3 separate regions of the Mus musculus genome follow, and all the other regions are linked to region 2. Evidence: chromatin loops called from intact Hi-C (ENCODE). Cell type or tissue: left cerebral cortex. All regions are shown on one strand. Region 1 has its middle 7.4 kb from the start of Gm815. Region 2 has its middle 150 kb from the start of Vldlr. Region 3 has its middle 100 kb from the start of Gm815.

Region 1 (2,500 bases), 170 kb before region 2:
TTCTTTGTTCTATATTTTCCATGGAAAAATGCAAGAGATTGATTTATTTACTTACTCATCTATCTATCTATCTATCTATCTATCTATCTATCTATCTATCTATCTATCTATCTATCTATCCATCCATCCATCCATCCATCCATCCATCCATCCATCCATCTATCTATCTATCTATCTATCTATCTATCTATCTATCTATCTATCTATCTATCTATAAGACAGGATCTTTCTTGGCTATCCTGGAACTCACTATGTAGATCAGGCTAGCCTGGAATTCACAGAGGTCTGACTGCCACCGCCTCCTGACTACTAGGGTTAAAGTTATGTGCCACCATGCCCTGCTTGGGAGACATTTGTCACTCAACTGCCTTCCAGCCTCTTGACCTTACATTTGAGTTCTTGAATTGAATCTTTGTGTCCAGCAATGTGTGGTAAGTGCTCTGTGGTACACAGTGCAGCAGACCCTCTGCTCTTGAGACACCCATGCAGTCAGTCACATGTGTGTGCACATATAGCACAGCAGAAGAGGAGGGAGGGGGCTTCCCGAGGAGGTATCACTTTCTCATGGTGACAGGTGGCAAGCTGTGGCTAACTTTTTTTTTTTTTTTTTTTTTTTAACTTCCCTTCCTCTGTTCTCACTCTCTGGAAGGAGGAGCAGAATTGAGACGGATGGCCCTAGGTGGAGAACATGAAGGATTCCAGGAAATTGAATAGTGACAGCCACAGTGGCTTGACTGACTAAAGCAGTCAGACTTTGAAACTGGTGCTGCAATTTCCAACCAGGCAGTGGTGGACTCCGCCACATCATCCCGTGGCTTCTCCTGCCTTCTCCATGTCTCTCGCTCAGCATAGTCCTCAACTTCCAGCCCTTTCGGCTAAGTGCTAAACTCCATGCTGTGCCCAATTTGGCTTCAGCCACTTACTGAGTCATGCAAAGGCCTCTGCAAAACCTGTACTGACTCGGATTTTCCTGGCAAGCAGAGATGGGAAGGGAAAGGAAGTCCCCCAATGTGAACACCCAGTAGGTGGCACAGTTTCCTGCAAACTTAGGTTTGTTGGCATTCAGAGCCTGGGCTGTCCTGTTGGAGTTTTGCAGAATGTAGAGGGTTGTGACAGAGGAAGTGACAGATGCCAGAATACCCAGAGGGCACATCTGGGACTTTCCTCAATGCTTACTTGGATGATAAGCTTCCTTTGTTAGAGTTTCTATAGGTCTTAGATGTCCTTGTCATGGAACAGTTTCTACTCCAGCCTCTTGGAGTTCGGAGGGCCCAGGCTGGAGCGGTTGCCTCTTAGTCCTGCCAGCTGTGCCTCTGAGGCTGGAGGCCACAGATAGGCTTTCTGACCAGATCACAGTATTTCAGCCATCTGTCCCATGAAGCAAGCCCCCTTGGAGGTCCAAGAGACTTGATCTTGGATTTGGGAAGATGACATTCTTTTGTGTGGGCAATCCATACATTTGGAAAGGCTGAAGAGATCAAATTTGAGTATATCCTTGGATGAAAATGTATGACCAAGTTTTTATAGAATGGAGGTTTATTGTTTAATTTTTAATTTTATTAAAATAGATTTTTTTCATATAATATATCTTGATTACGGTTTCTCCCCCTTCTACTTATTCCAGTCCTTGCCCACCTCTACTCCTGTATAGATTTACCCTCTTTCTGTCTCTCATTAGAAAACAAACAGGCTTCTAAGAGATGGTAATAAAATAAAATATAATAAGAGAAAACAAAAATAAACACATTGGAATAGGACAAACAAACAGACAGGAGGAAAAGAGCCCAAGAAAGGGCACAGGAAACAAATAAAATACACAGAGACTAACTCATTCTTATACTCAAAAATCCTATTAAAACACAAACCCCAGCCAGGCAGTGGTGGCGCACGCCTTTAATCCCAGCACTTGGGAGACAGAAGCAGGTGGATTTCTGAGTTCAAGGCCAGCCTGGTCTACAGAGTGAGTTCCAGGACAGCCAGGGCTACACAGAGAAATTCTGTCTCTAAAAACCAAAATCCAAAACCAAACCAAAACAAAACAAAAAACAAAAACAAAAACAAAAGAACTCCACAAACCCCAAATCCATAATATAGACATAAGGGACCTGTAGACGAAAGGAAGAGGGACAGGGAAAGGGGGAGGGGCAAAGATTGGGAAACAGAGAGACACAAAGAGAATAAAAAATAAAAATTTAAAAAGATGAGATTAAAAACAGAATAGAAGAGGAAAAGTCATCATGAAACAATGAGCTTCCTCCAAAGATGCCACTGAGTTCATTTCCTGTGGGCATCCACTGCTGGGCATGGAGCCTTAAGAGTAGTGAGATTCCTTTGGAGAAAACTAAATTTTCATTTGCAAGTGGTTGTCTATTGAAGATAGCTTCTGGGTTAGGGATGGGGCGATGTGTCCACTTCTTTCTGCTCTAGGACCCCTGTGTAGTACAGACTCCTGCACATGCTGCCTGTTTCTATGAGTTCATATGCACACTGGCCCCAGTTG
Region 2 (2,500 bases):
CTCACATGGCCGAGTCACTTGCGTCCAGACCACATTCTCCATTGCTGACTCAGATCTGAACCTCAAGGAAAAATGTCCTTCACACAGAGGACATTTCCAAATCAAAGTGTTTACTGAGGTATAAGATTCAGGGATGTGTGCCAATCACAAATATACAAGTCTTCACATTTTGACAGCATGAAAATTCATAGGAATTTTGCATGCTTGATCAAGAAAGAGAACATTATTTGAGTCATAGGTGCCCCCTATCAGACAACCATTGTGATTTCTAACATTACAGGTGATGACTTCTGCATGCCTTTGGGCTTATATGAGCAGATTGAACACTAATGACTGTGTTTCTGTCTGGCTTCTTTCATTTAGGACCATGTAGTTGTAATTCATTCATTGTCATGTAGGTTTTATTTATTTAAAAGGTTATGACTTTCTTTTTCACTATATAGAAATTGTATTTTGGAACTAATACAAATGGCAGTTGAACATTTTAAAAGATTTTTAGAACTATTATTCTGTGTGTGTGGTGGGGGACTGGTTGGGTGCCACTTGTGTGGGGGTGCCTATGGAGGCCAGAAGATGGTGTGGGTCCTATGAAGTTGGAGTTAGGGGCAGCTGTGAGTAGCCTGGTGTGTGCCAGGAATTAAACTTGGCTCATCTGGAAGGGTTCCAGATATTTTAACTGTGATGTCATCTCTCCAGTCCCAATTATGAACATTCTTGTATTATACCCTTGAATAGAATTGTTACAGATAGTTTTGATACTATATATTAGAAATTATGAAAATAGACACTGGAATAAAACCATGGAAAGACCAGAATCTAACCATGAATGTAGGAAAGAGCAGTGACAGGCCAGCAGATACTCTTCAGTGTCTTTAAGGGGTATATGGAAGAACTCTTTGGGCTGTGTGGAAGAATAGGGATGGGGATAGAGTCAGGGTAAAGCTTCCCAGTGGATGTGATACTTAGGTTACATTTTAAAACATAAAGAAACATTGACCAGGGAACAGAGTGGAGGAAGGACACGGAATAGAATGGGATGTGGATAGGCAATGATGAATGAGAAAGCAAATGGAACCCAGAGCTCTTGTTAGGACAATAGATGAAGGGAAATGTGTGTGGAAAACAGGAGGACTGGGTAGGTGAGCTGGTGTGCTACCTTGAAGGAACTTGCCTGCCACGTATGGAATTGCATTCATTATCCTGAATAAAACAAGAGCTGTGGAAGACTCTAGGGTGATGGGATGCTGTGAGCAGCTCATTCAGTTGCCGTGCAGAGTCAAAGATAGAAGAAGAAAGAGGGTCCTTGAAGATGGTAAGTTACTATATATAAGATGCTTTATTTGGGTAAGTGGAGGAGGAATTGCAGCTTATAGTGGAAACTAGCTGAGGCCTTGAGGAAAGCCTGGCACTGGGCCAGTACCCTCAGTGAAAATCTGGATGGCTTCTGCGGGAACACGGAGTATGTAAGAGTGGGGTAAAGGAAGTGTGTGTGGCGGGGAGCATGCCAAGTTTCAGTGTGCAGAAAATGCACACAGTAAATCACGCAGAAAGCTTTTGGGGCCGGCAGGCCACCTGCTGACAGCTGACTGGTGCATCCAAGGGGCCTCTGCGTGAGAGCGGAAAGGCAAAGCATATGCAATTGGAGGGACCGGCCAGAAAGCAAGCACACTACAGCATGGAGCTGAGAGCAGTGCCAAGCTGTGACAGCAGCTGCCTGTCCACTCAGAAACCAAGGGAGAAGGCTGGGTGGAGACGAGCCAAGCCACATCCCTCCCCGTTCCATGACAGACTCCACAGAGGCTTCTAGAAAAATCTGCATTCCTGTATGTGTGTGTGTGTGTGTGTGTGTGTGTGTGTGTGTGTGTATGCAAAATAGTTTTGCTCCATTTCACTCAGTGTTTACATGTATGTGTAGTGCAGAGGATGTCACATTGTGTAAAAGGTCCTGGAAATGCACAGTAGTTAAGAATTAGGTCTGCAGAACACACATTAGTATAAGGGAAGACACTTGAGTTTTGTAACCAGAACCAGAGTTTGAGATGTGACTTCCTCTTTGGTGACCAAGTAAAGAATATCAAGTCACTACATTTGCTTAGTATTTAGAGTCCTCATCAATAAATAAAGGCTAGAAAATCCCTTCCATATTTTTCCTTACTGCTCTAATTTCCCTCCTATTTATGTGGGACCCAGTTTCTCCATCTTTCATTCCTAGGAAAGCTGACAAAGAATACCAGTTTGACATATGCAGGTATCCTATGTGATGGCTAGTGCTAATTGTCAACTGGAATGATCCAGAATCACTTGGGAGATGGGCTTCTGAGCCAAGATAATGGGACCTTATCTTGACTACATTGATTAAAGAGGGAAGACTCACCCACTACGGGAGGTGCCAGTTCCTGCTAAGTGAAGAAAGGAAGCTGACTAGCCTAGCATGCCTGCACGAGTTGCTCGTGATTTCTAAATATAGATGACGTGTGACCGGCTGCTTCACACCTGCCTT
Region 3 (2,500 bases), 80 kb before region 2:
GAAGCTTGGGAGTTCCTCTTCTTACCCTAGCTGCTGTTTCAACATGGAACCAGAGTCCAGTCAGAGGTGGAAGGAAGAGGAAAAGGTAAAAGAAGAAAACAGCTCTCACCACTGCTGGAAATCAAAAGATACCCAGAAAGATTTTCAAATCTATGTGGGGAAGTCTAGCAAGTTTCTGCTTATACATTGAATGCATCAACTGGAACCTACAAGTTAGAGCCCACAGAACATATTTTGAAGATATGAACCTCTTAGGTGTAAATATAAGTAAATATATGTAAGACATTCAACTTTCCTGAACGTGTCTGGTAGAGGCAATCAATGTAGCAATAAATTATGATTATAGACTGAAATACTAAGTATTATAAATATTGCCAATTTCTCCAAAATTGGTATATAAAATAATTTCTAGAAACGGACAAGTTAGTTCTAAAATATAGATACACAAAACAGCCACATATATCCTGGTAGAGTAAGGTGAGAAGTATTGCTCTAAGAATTGTTACAACTTATTCTCTAGTAAGTATGACAGTGTATTATGCAGCTATATAAATATGCCAGTGAGACAAAATAGGTAACTCAGATAACTTGCCTGTGTGCACATTGCCATTCTGGATATGAAAAAGAAGTCCTGAGAGAAGTCAGATGGAAATTGTCCTTTGCTGTATTTTGTTCTTTTGAGCTAGGGTCTCATAGCCCACGATGGCATGAACCAGTGTGTAGCTTAACAATCTGCCAAAAAAAAGGGGGGATTAGCATTTTATATGATCCTCTATGGAAATGGATTCTCTATGTGTAAGTAAACTGTGTTATATAGCTTTAGAAAGGTGAAACAGGAGACTACTATCAGGAAAAACTTTAGAATCGAAGCATCCCACCGGAGAGTATCTTCAGGGAAGAACTTAAGCCACAGGAACACAGTATACATGAAAACACAACCAAACTGACAGTAAAAATCAAGATTTTATTTTCACTGAGAGCGATAGAAGCTCTGAGGAGGAAAACGAGGCAGTAGCTGTTATATAAGATAGAGCTGATGTGGGGGATGGGGTTAGGAGAATGGAATCGATAAAGAAGTGGAAATCAATAAGAAATGATGTATAGAACCTGACAAGGAAAGGGGAGGAAAGCGTGAACAAGCACTTCAGAGAGTAAGGGAATTCTGGTGGGCCGAGCGTAACAAGTCCCTAGGATCTATGTCATGGAGATGTCATTAAAGCACACTGAGATGTCTTTGCCTCCAGATATCCTCAGCAAATAGGCAAACAAAATCCTTGCACATTCAGTAGTGTCTGTCTGTGATGTGCCACTGGCATACACCTTTTAGGAAGTGACCTAGGATGCTCAATGAATCATAACAACAGCTAACCCATGCCCTGTGTCTATTTCTGCATACAAACTCATCAGTCTGCATGCAGGCAGAGAGGTGGTTGTGAGAGGGAGCAACATACTGAAGATTTGACAGGGTGTTTGCAAGATTCTTCCTGGATTGCAGTAAGAGTCACAGGTCTTCAGAGGAAGAGAACACACATACACAGGAGGAGGAGAGAGGCAAAATAAGGAACTGACCATGGGGCCATGGTGGCAGCATGGCCCCACAGTCTGACATTTGTGAGCTGGAAGCAAAGGGAAGATGGAGGTGTAGATTCAGTCCTGATTAAAGGGCATGAAGTCTAGGGAAGCCGATGTTATGTCTTGGTCCAAGGGCACAAGACTGATGTCCCATCTCAAGCAGTTAGGAGAAAAGATACATATAAAATGTCCTTTTCCTTGCTTCTTCATTCCATTCAAGCCTCAATGGCTTGCACCACACAGGAGCACATCTGTGCATGCTTGCATACACACATGCACACACACACACACACACACACACACTGTGCAGGGCAATCTGCCTTATTGAGTCCACTGATTCAAATGGTAATCTTATCTGAAAACACCCCCCCCACACACACACACACACGAGACATTCTGTTTAATCCAACCACATGGCATAGTCAAGGTGACATATACTTTTAGTCATCAGTACACAAATGAGTCCTGTGAAAGGACAGATAGAAGTTATTTTAGCCTTGTAGTGCCATCTGGTTTCTATCACAATTACACAACACCACCGCTGTAGCTGAAAGCAGATATAGATAACATGTAAATGAATCAGCAGTTGGGTGTTCCAATAAAAACCTTATAAGAAGGAGGGAGGGAGGGATAGGACTGAATTCAGCCACGGACCACATTTGCCAATTTCTCTCATCTAAGTAACAATTGTATCTGTTTGCATTATCATTATATATTTTGTGTACTTCTATAAACATGCTATTTTTACAAAAAGAAAATAACTGAGATCCAAGGAAGACTTTTAGCCGCTGTAAGCATCAGGGTTGCAGAGTTAGGAAGCCTGAGAGGGATTTGAGTCTTGCCCACTTGCAAAGTCCTGGGCCTTGGGTAACATGATGTAATCTGCACACTGGACACACTACACCAACCTAATGGGTTTGTGTTGAAG

Evidence for each region. Peaks named below come from ENCODE experiments on the same cell type or tissue, not always from the same donor. Only the 100,000 strongest peaks of a DNase experiment are listed, where the experiment ranks them.
Region 1: it touches region 2 in a loop (2.2-fold over the local background); 2 of 42 quality-filtered maps call a loop at or near these places.
Region 3: a loop joins it to region 2, with 2.2 times the contacts of the local background. A loop is called at or near these places in 2 of 42 quality-filtered maps.

The regions. Positions count from the first base shown.
Region 1 is chr19:26,892,081-26,894,580 of GRCm38, forward strand. No RefSeq gene overlaps it. Among named protein-coding and RNA genes, the nearest start is that of Gm815, 7.4 kb to the left of the region's middle. In left cerebral cortex, a CTCF peak has its summit at 1,032 (motif pointing right); a DNase peak (open chromatin) is centred at 865.
Region 2 is chr19:27,065,371-27,067,870 of GRCm38, forward strand. No RefSeq gene overlaps it. Among named protein-coding and RNA genes, the nearest start is that of Vldlr, 150 kb to the right of the region's middle. In left cerebral cortex, no CTCF peak of the experiment used is centred here; DNase peaks (open chromatin) are centred at 1,459 and 2,460.
Region 3 is chr19:26,985,328-26,987,827 of GRCm38, forward strand. No RefSeq gene overlaps it. Among named protein-coding and RNA genes, the nearest start is that of Gm815, 100 kb to the left of the region's middle. In left cerebral cortex, no CTCF peak of the experiment used is centred here; DNase peaks (open chromatin) are centred at 1,374 and 2,070; H3K27ac peaks cover 204 bases.